2 separate regions of the Homo sapiens genome follow, and region 1 is linked to region 2. A link is a loop called in an ENCODE intact Hi-C map of the cell type or tissue named here. Cell type or tissue: A673. All regions are shown on one strand. Each heading gives the region's core, and the rest is flanking DNA. Links, peaks and the distances in the headings are about the cores only. Region 1 overlaps SEMA3A (semaphorin 3A). Region 2 overlaps SEMA3A (semaphorin 3A).

Region 1 (5,399 bases), core at 326-5,325, 53 kb before region 2:
GGTTTGGCAAATTTTTTGTTTAAAAGGCCAGATAGTAAATCATTTTTGTAGACCAGTTGATACCCTTTGTAACTATTGAATTCTGCTGTTGTAGCACAAAAACAGACATAGGCAATATGTCAATGAATGGGAGTGCTTGTGTTTCAATAAAACTTTATTTACAAACACTGATAGCATGCCAAATTAGGCATGTGGGTAATGGATAGATGAACTCTTCATTTTCTGGAAATACAGAGAAATATAAATTTATACCTACACACATATAAATAGTTCATGAAGTCAATTATGATGTATTGCTACGATGGTTCAAGTATTTACTTTTATGTAGGAAAAATAGATATGAAAGGGTAAGCTGAAGTTCATATTTCTTATAATGATTACTGCAAATACTGTGGTTTCATCCTTGATATTTTTTGATTTATTGCATCCATTGATTCATTACTGTCATTTTTATTTGCATCAGAAAAGACAAACTATTAATTCAAAACAATTTTCTGTCAGTAATCATGCTTTTAAATAGCTAGAGAATTATCTATAACTTGAGATGCTTCAAAATAACTATAGTGCATATATTAGAATACTGATACCTTTTGAAAATCCTTGATATTAACCAGGTCGAATGAAAATATGTGATCCTTTGCTCCAACATACAGCCTACTCCGTTCCTCATCCAAAAGGAAGGTATGATAACTGGAGCTGTTGGCCAAGCCATTGAAAGTGATCACATTGTTGGATTCCAACATTTCTGCAAGGTAACAAAGCAAAACATTGGGTATTAATGTGAAGCACTATATAAGCATAGACTGTTGGTACATGGTAACCTGACTATATTGACTGCTGTAGTTATCAATCAGTGCTTATTCTTCAGGGTACTAAGAAATATATTGGAACCAAAATGTGTGCATTTTACTTTTTTTTTTTTTTTTTGAGATGGAGTTTTGCTCTTGTTGCCCAGGTTGGAGTACAATGGCGGGATCTCGGTTCACCACAACCTCCCGAGTTCAAGCGATTCTCCCACCTCAGCCTCCCGAGTAGCTGGGATTACAGACATGCACCACTATGCCCGGCTAATTTTTGTGTTTTTAGTAGAGATGGGGTTTCTCCATGTTGGTCAGGCTGGCTTCGAACTCCTGACCTCAAGTGATCCTCCTGCCTCGGCCTCCCAAGGTGCTGGGATTACAGGTGTGAGCCAGTGTGCCCGGCCTGCATTTTATTAAAATGAGAGTTATATTCCTATTTGCTGGTTTCATACTTAATATGGTGCAGTCCTAAAGAAGAGAGGAAGTGAAATAACTTGTCTATACACACTGATCTGGCAGAATTTATTTGCATGTAGTAATGGATTAGACTGATCAATATTGTGTATAAATGTATTTAATTTTACAAAAACTTTTTAAAAGTGGTTTCATTTGTTCCAAGCCATTAGATAGAAGGATAAGCACAGAACCTAACAAAATAGGAATGTGGGGGAAACATCCGGTTTAACCTCTTAGGTTCCTTGAGGCCTCTTTTATTTGAAATATTTTAATATGTCTTTTTGATCATTAAATGATTCACTGTACTGCCTAAATTCTTTCAAGCATTTTGGAGCTGATATATAGAGAGAAACTGAGATGAGGCTTTCATGAAAACATGAATTAAATTAATTTTACCATCTGACTTCAATTTTTCATTTGTTTTTGCTCTCCAGTTTGCTTCTGCTGTGAATAGGCAAATACTAAACAATATACCTATACTTTAGTGACAGGAACACTTTCAGATTAAAAATAACATTAAATATAAGTCCATTTTTGTGCTTGGAAGCTAATTAATTATTGGCTTCTTAAAAATATGTTTTGCTCAATGCACGCACACATGTACACACACACACCCCACCCCCATGGGATAGAATTTTTGAGGATTCTCCAAAACTGTATGTCCTGAATCAGTGCTTTAGATTTTTCGGGTGCACACTTAGTAGGAAATTTTCATCAGCATCCAGAAAAATGTAGAATGCGATGTGCCTTCCGAAGAGAGAAAGCTGCAATGTAGACCTGTCCTCTGTTCCAGCTATTAACATCAGGAAACATATATTAGCCATGTGATTGATTGCCTTGCTTTATCTATTTGTCCTACTGACCTCTTCATTTTATCATTTTATCATCAAAAATATGATTTCAACAGAGGATAAAATTCATACTCTTTAACTTAGCACTAAAGGTCAGGTCACTATCATTTAAATTTAGACCCTATCCCAGTACTTCTCATGTCCTCTATCATGCGGGAAACCATGCACTGTGCTCATTCACTCTTTGGCCTTTGTTGCTATTTTTCCTGACTCCAACAGCTACAGAATAGAGCCACGCTTAAAGCTAGTTCAAATGCAACTGCCAAGAAATTCTCAGAGAGCTTCCTGTTACATTTTGCTTGAATTACTCTTATAACCTGCATCCCACTGTCAATTATTGCAATCTTATCTACCAGAATGAACATTCCCTGCGGAAATATATAATTAATAGCTCATCATGCCTAACTCACATTTTTTTTTCATATTACCTGGTCAACAATGTAAAATGGAATATCTATCTTTTTATATATTTACCTATCCTATAGACAAAAATTGTTAACAAATTGTTAAAAGATATTTTTCTCATTTCTTCATGAGAAATAGTACAATACTAGGCTGGCCTTACTCCCTACCCCACCCCACTCTCCACACACACAAAAAAAAGAAGAAGGGGAGGAAGGAAGGGAGGGAGGGAAGGAGGGAGGGAAGAAGGAAGGAAGGAAGGAAGGAAGGAAGGAAGGAAGGAAGGAAGGAAAAGAGTTTGTATTCATGTGAATCACAGCTGAAATAAATGAGAGCTGTTAGTCTCCAGAGAGGAGGGACAGAAAATCCACTACATAATATCTAAATTGAAATGGCATTTATTGGCTGGACACGGTGGCTCATGCCTGTAATCTCAGCACTTTGGTAGTCCAAGGCGGGTGGATCACGAGGTCAGGAGTTCAAGACCAACCTGGCCAACATGGTGAAACCCTGTCTCTACTAAAAATACAAAAAAATAAGCTGGGCTTGATGGCGGGTGCCTGTAATCCTAGCTACTCGGGAGGCTGAGGCAAGAGAATTGCTTGAACCTGGGAGGTAGAGGTTGCAGTGAGCCGAGATTGCACCACTGCACTCCAGCCTGGGTGACAGAGCAACATTCAGTCTCAAAAAAAAAAAAAAAAAGAAATGGCATTCATTTCATTGGCATCCAAAAGATTACAAATGATCAATGCTATGCTACCCAGAGTCAATAAAAGTCTGAAATTTCAGGCACTCTGAGTTGTGTGAGGATGGAAACGGGCTGCTGCCAGAGGCACGGGCTGTATCACTGGATATGTTCAGGCCCTGATTGAATGGTCATTCAAAGAGATCTGTTTATCAAATGGATACCCTTCATCCTTACTTCCAATTCTAAGATCTGTAATTCTACCTTAGTTTCAGAGAGGCCAAACTTTAAAAAAAAAAAAAAAAAAAAAAGCCACCTCAGCCTAAACCAAAAAAATTACATAGAGATATTAAGCAATGAAAGGGCCATGTAAGAGGTACAAGAATGGATTTTAATTGCAAATGCATAGAAACTACATAAGGGATCTCTAAGCATCAATTGGAAGAAGTTGTAGGAAAATAAATACTATAGCTACAGATTTTGGAGTTATACAGTTATAAGTAAGAACACAAGCCATCACCACAGTACTTATCTTTTAGATGTGCAAACTAGGACAAGTTCCTTAAACTCCCTGGTCCCAAGTTTTATAGAAGATGGGATGAATAATGTATCTTTTAAGAGTTAATGTATCTTTTAAGAGTTACTGAGGTGAAATTAGATAATGCCTATAAAAATACTAGAACAAGCATTTCCTAGTAAGCACTCAATTAAATATTTCCTGTTTGTATAAGTAGAAGTTAAATATTTGTAGGTTGATCTTCTTGACCAGATGTAGCAAATTACAGTCCAGATGGAGTAGACTGAAAACTATATATATTTTTTTTCTTTTTTTTTAACCTATCTTACTAAGTGTCCTAACTTGTAAACATCAGTAATTTTGTATGGTGGAGGGAAAATAAGAATAGCAGTATGTTCTTTGATTTACACTAATATTAAATGTAATGGCATTTTAAGAACAATGAAGTATTCCTTCTTGTTTTCCAGTTTATGTATTCTCAATTCTAAATAATAAAAGGAATGACTTTCTATATCACAGTTCCAAACAATGAAAATATTTTCCCAATTGAAAAATATGTTCCAGGGTGAATTCTGTAAATTAGTTTGGACAGAATTACTGTTTCCTACGTACAGACAACTTACGGAAGTTTTTGGTGGCTTATGTATGAAATCATCATGAAAACAAACCACAGTTTTAAACTGTTACTTCTCAACAGTTTGATTTTTTAAAAAAGACAATACTTTCCTGGCATATGTGTTAGCAGCTGTCTTCCACTGCTTTCAAATGTGCTTAATTTTGTCTCATTATTCCTTTCACTCCAAATCCTTTAGATGTTCTTCTCCAACACGAGATTTTTATATTGCTTTATAACTTAGAGAAGAGTCTTAAAAACTAATGTCAGTGAACAATACAAATTCTGGATTGCTTAGGTTATATCACCACTTTCCAGTGTGAGATTAAATAGAAATTGGGTGAAATTTTATTCAATAGATTAAATAGAAACATGGGTTAAAATCAGACACATTTTTTTTTCCAAATCTAGTTCTCAGATTCTTCAGTATTCTGTTTTCCTTAGTTAAATGCATGACTTTGATTTTCCTAGATGTAGAGACAATTAGCTGCCTCCAATATTAAATAACTTTGAATGTACTCCTTCAGAATTTTAAGTCTTTCTTTCGTTTCAGTTATGTATCTTACAATGACATAAACTGCTATGGGAACTATAGTAAAATTCAGTAATGTGAAATGTGTGTTATTCTTCCACCTTCTTACATCTTGCCTATGCTCATATTCAGTTAAACAACAATTGTTGTTTTTAAAAAACAAGCTAAGTTTCTATAAAATTAATTTGACTATGGTGAATCTGAATAGGCCAAAGCTTTTAGAGGCATTAATTCTCTTTGAATGTAATTGTTTTTCTCTGGTTGAGAGATTACTTCAACTTCTACATGCTGTGTCGAGCTATAAGAGAAGCAAATGTAGGATTGTAATTAAAGATGCCATTTCAGAACACTCTTTAATAAAGTATGTATTCTTAAATTTGGAAGGTGACTAAAGAAGCATTCTGTTCACTCCAGATTCACCAAAGGATTTAGTGTGTTTATGAGTTGCTTAATGACAAAATGGAAAACATACTGACTGTAAAACCAGACACAGACATGCAGTTTGTGCTCAATAACTGCTAATTATTGTCACCATTCTTACTA
Region 2 (5,399 bases), core at 194-5,193:
TTTTTCATGTTCACACTTTAGCAAATATTCCCATGGTATTTCCTATCACATCTACTCTCTTGAGTAAGTCTGAGGATGGAAGTGGATCATACTCTGAGGCTGTGGAACTCAAGGGCAAGGGAAGAAAAAGGATGACTTGGAGATGTAGCTTAGGGAGCAATGAGCAAGTGTTGCTCTTGACAAGTGTAGGAGGGGAAGCAAGAAAGGCTCTGAACTGCTAAATCTCAGCAAGCTGTCAGAGAGCCAAGTCTGGATTCTCCTAAAAGTATGGACAATGAAAAAGAACCAATTGAAATTACTCAAGGATTACACTTACAACTTCATTTGGTAGAACTGATTTGATCTTCACAAACATTCAGATACAATAAGACTGAGAATGGGATACTTTCACTTATCTTTAGCTACTACTTGGTTTTAGAGTAGAAACCTCACTTTCTTTTCTGGCTGTATATACTGTGACCTGATAAGAGGACAAGGAAAATCTGGGTTTTTGTCCAAAGGAATGCAATAATTCCTCAGCCTGGTTCCTGATTCCTAGAGCCTTCCAACATATTTATTGTATGTTTCCTATCTCTTAGCTGCAGACTAACAAATATGACCTGGATATTTTCTGATTCAGTTCTGGAATAGGTGTGGTTCAGAAGGAGATACTGTTTATGGAGATAGTATTACTCTCACAATCCTTTGTGCACTCTTAAATGCCTTGACTGATATCTTCCTGCCCTAGCACCTAACACTAAACTCACTTTCTCTACTATATATTATAATGCACAATTCATTTATAATGAATTGATTTATTGTAAATTTTCATTCTTATTATTTCCAAAAATAATTTTGTTTTATTAACAGGCATATTATTTGTTAATTTTTAAAAGGTGTGCCAAATAAAGCACAAAATCATTCAACAATGAATAATTCTGTGCTAGCCATTGAGAATATAAAGATGAAAAATACTACATACCCAGCCTTTAGAAACTCAGAATCTGGCACAAGATGATTCACATAAGCAGTTTCACAGACTAAATGAGTCAATTGACATATTCAATAGAATGAAACTTCATTTGGCTTGCTGATGAAGACTCCAGTGGGTCATGTTATATTTTATCTAAAGACATGTTTATGATTGCTGCAACGCTTTAAGTTACTCTAAGTTTTGGTCAACATAGTTTCCCACGCCACATTTCTCCAAGCAAGGGAAACCTGGAAATGCAGGTTTAATGACTCATTCAGGAGATGACAAGATTCCTTAAAATGTGTGGTTCCTTTAAATTTTACCCTAAGCTTGTAAAAACTCCCAAGACCAAACTATTCTTCATATTTATCAACAGGATTTTATTTTTGCTTATCTTCATTCCCCAATTCAAGTATAAATTGTATATTTCCTTATCCTGGGTTTGACAGACTCCAGCTTTGTTACTGTTTGGAAATAGTGTGTGGATTGCCTATTTATACTGATGTTTATGTCTTGGCAATAGTGGGAGATAGTAGCTGGAGACATTCATACTTATTTGTGTCAGATAGAATTTATTGATTCTTCTATATGCTTAATTAAGATAACAGTGTTAAAGAACCTACAGATTAAAAGGAGTCAGTCTTTTAAAAATATACCAAATGCCATTTTCTTAACATTATTTTACTTTTTCAACTACCTACTCTCCAACTATAAATGGCTGTAATAATGTGCCACAGGCAGGCTACTTCATTCTTGGTAAGCACACATCATATAATATGTGATACTTAATATATACAGGCACATGAATCTCTGCTTCCATCATTCTAATTGTTTAGTACCATTGTTTCATTCACTATTTTGTTTTACATTTTACAGATTAATTTCACATATCAAGCCTTATTTAAGTTTAAATGTATGTATTTGCTTTTTACTTAGAAATATTTAGTTTTTCAGGATCAAAATGTACCAATAAATGCATGCAAAGAGCACATCAATATCTTTAGCAAATTTCATTTTAAGTAATTCTTCTGTTTTGTGAATGTTAAATTTCATGACTATTATGCCAATTTTTCCAAACTTGGTCTGCACACCTTATTCTGTGCATATTTACCCTAGTAGCCTGCCCATTTCCAAATTAATGAAAGAGCTGTCACAAATTGCTAGTGCCACCTATTAGTGGAAGCATAGAACTGCAAATCATGGTAATTCCTTTATATAGTGCATTAGAAATCATGAGGGGTAAAAGTCATCCCAAGAATCACACTTGTTCTAATGTATGTTTACAACTGCTGGTCTTTTTAAAATAAACCTTCACTACAAGTGCAAAACTTATTTCAATACTGTCATGAGTTTTGGAGATTTTACCTCTATAACTTTGTAGCAATGAATTATTTATCACATATTACTTTTTCATAAAGGTTTGACAAGAGCAATGTCTTAGTTGATTAATATGTAACTCTGTAATATCATGACTTTGTAAATAGAAGTTGTTGGATAATGATCAATTCAAAATTTATATCACTATTAGTCATTTTGGAAGATTTTGTAAAAATCAGATTAAACATTATTCAAAATAATCCTGACTTTAGATTTTGAAATTCTTCAAAAGTTGTGAAGGTGTGGTATTTTGACTTTTGGAGCTATGATACAAAGGTGTGTCACTGGAGTTAAAATGAGAAAAATTGGGATAATTTAAAATACACAATTTCTTACAGGCAACTTAAAATTCATGATAACTTTAAAATGCAAGTTTCTTAAAATGCAAACCTGAAAACATGATAGAAAATTTAATGCCCTATACAATTATTTATTCACATTAAGCATAATAGCCTCCATAACAACAATTTAACATTAATTTTTATTACTAGGAACATATGCAATCATATTAATTAACTCTAATTAAACGTATTCCTGAAAGATCCATGAAATACATTAAATCTTTACTATAGAATTTAAGTATAATTGACCCCAAATTATAATACATGATTTATATAATAATTAAAATCAGAAAATAAAGGAAAATTAGATATCACAGATCAATATATCTGTTTAGTTTGCTAATATTTTAGTAAACTACGTATTTCATGTCACTGACAATAGTAGAACTCTAGAAATCAGTCACATGAAGAGAAAAAAACCCTAAAAAGTTAGAATTGGGAAAATTATCTATTCAGTATTCATATTTATTTAAGTTGTTAGTGACTGAATATCATTATTAAAGCTGGTGAGTTAGAGGCTTACATGAATTTGTTTTGCGGTCTCAGTTATTTTCTTGATTGCTAAAGTCTACACTGTATAAATTCTTTCAAAGGTCAATCTGGTTGTCAGCTTTAAGCAGAGAATCCACAAATTGGAGATTTTTACAAGCCCTCATCTGATCTGACCAGCATTGAATCACAAGATGTGTGACTAAGTGTTTTATTTTATGTTCATTTTACATTATTTGCCAGGGTATACTTGTTGAATAGATGAATAAAAAGTTCTAGTTTTCAGTGTGTTTAAATTCAAGATTTCAGCATCAAAACATGATTTATAAGGTTAATAGAATTTGAGAAGAAAAGGTCATCCAAAGTCCTGGTGACAAATATACAGTGAGTATTTGAGAAAAGTCATTGCAAATAATTGATAACTTCTTTGCTCTATGCATGTGTGTATGTATGTGTGTGAGTGTGTGGGTATGTCTTCCCCCCACAACTCCCACATATGTTTCCTAAAAACATTCCATTTTAGCTGTGAGCAGATTTTTAGGGTAAGACTAGCCCTATCTTATACTATTATGTGAATGTTCAGGACATCCATGAAAACTTTTCATGGGACACAAAAGACAACACCCACTCTATTATTTATATATATATATGTATATATATAATATATATACACACACACATATATATAATTTAAAATATCAATGTCATTTTAAACCAACAATTTACGAAGAATTGTATTGTGATTCAGAACTTGTAGATTGCTGAGGTTATTTTCACAATTATAAAATGAAGTTATTTTCTGAATTATAAAATCATAAAATGAAGTTATATTTCCTATGTATTGAAATATATGGTATATGTATACCTATGTGTACACATAAATGTATTGGTATATACACACACACACACACACACACAAATACTGCTCTGGTGAAAGTAAAGAAAATCTTAAAGGAAAGACAAGAAGTTTAATTAGAAAATCATTCATATTAATTAATTTTTGAACTAATTGTAATTTATTGAACAAAAGGTAAAGAACTTTTGCAAATTTTACCTCAGAAATTTTAACTAAATAAAATGATCTTCTCTTGTCACACATATACATATGAGAATTTTTATTTAATTGATAACCTCATTCTTATAATAATACCTTGACTCTGAAAAAAAAAAAAAACAACTTTAGAAAATAGAAAAAAGAAAGCTTTCAGAAGGCCTACCACTTTTTAAAGTGCTATTTACTAAGTCCTTCCTATGAAGTTAAGGTTAAAATCATTGATTTAACCTTTGGATTCACAGGATCACCATCACATTGAGACTTGCATGTGTCTTTGATTTCTACCAAAACTGAAGCACATAGTGTCCTGGAATAGCCCCTTACATTGGATGATGGAATATTTGTCATTTGTTTAAAACCCAAACCCTAATTATTTTCTTGTGATTCATGCAGGTTTTTCTGAAGACTTCATTGTATCACATATCCCAAATGGAAGATTATATGATTTTCCTGTATTTCATGAGAAAAGTGAAATTTGACTAGTTTTGTAGAAGAAATAAACATTTATGCATGGACCACTTTTTAAAAGAAGGATTTTACCATTTAGCTATATTACATATATTTAAAGAAGACAAAAGTATTTCTGAGTAAATGTTTCTTAAGGATAATTTCTATGTAACTGCTGAGATTTACAGAGTTCTCACATTTTCTTCCCCCATAAGGATTCTAAATCAAATTGGTTCAGAGGAAAAGCCAGCATACCCCATTTTTCTAATATTATCACTTCTCCAGATGGTCCTGAACACATCTATTCAATTCCTTTTTCCTAGAAAGTAAAGAGGTATCTTATTAGATATGTACACCCGCTACAAAGGCCACTTTCCTGTTTTTACTTCTTTTTAACATGTCAAGTCTCTTTCATCTCCTACCAGGCAAAAATGATAAGTAGAAAGTAAGCACAGTGATTGCCAGAAACTTCATCTTGGCAACCTGAGCAATGAGAGAGTTAATGGTGGATCTTTGAAAACAAGTGACCATGGGAAATTAAGGTTGGCAGGGATTTAACTCTTCATGAATCATGCTGGAATATTTTTAAGGGCAATGCAGTGGATGTTTTAACTGTGTTTGACATCTAATTAAGGAGAAACAAGAAGTAGCTTTAAAAAAATCTCTATTGTACTTTAGAAACAAAGTACTGGCAATTGGCTACCACATACTTGCTTTGGCCAAACAAACGTACATGTAG

The links. A loop is a pair of places that touch in the nucleus more often than their neighbours do. Peaks named below come from ENCODE experiments on the same cell type or tissue, not always from the same donor. Only the 100,000 strongest peaks of a DNase experiment are listed, where the experiment ranks them.
Region 1: it touches region 2 in a loop (6-fold over the local background); 3 of 110 quality-filtered maps call a loop at or near these places.

What each region holds. Positions count from the first base shown.
Region 1 is chr7:84,134,207-84,139,605 of GRCh38, forward strand. It overlaps SEMA3A (semaphorin 3A), which reads right to left. Exons shown (of 17, transcript NM_006080.3): 2 at 588-745. Among named protein-coding and RNA genes, the nearest start is that of SEMA3A, 58 kb to the right of the region's middle. In A673, for the core only: no CTCF peak of the experiment used is centred there; DNase peaks (open chromatin) are centred at 2,365, 2,825, 3,325 and 3,825; H3K4me3 peaks cover 740 bases; H3K27ac peaks cover 5,000 bases.
Region 2 is chr7:84,186,909-84,192,307 of GRCh38, forward strand. All of the region lies in intron 1 of SEMA3A (semaphorin 3A), which reads right to left. Among named protein-coding and RNA genes, the nearest start is that of SEMA3A, 5.2 kb to the right of the region's middle. In A673, for the core only: CTCF peaks have their summits at 2,110 and 2,318; DNase peaks (open chromatin) are centred at 223 and 2,113; H3K4me3 peaks cover 822 bases; H3K27ac peaks cover 1,770 bases.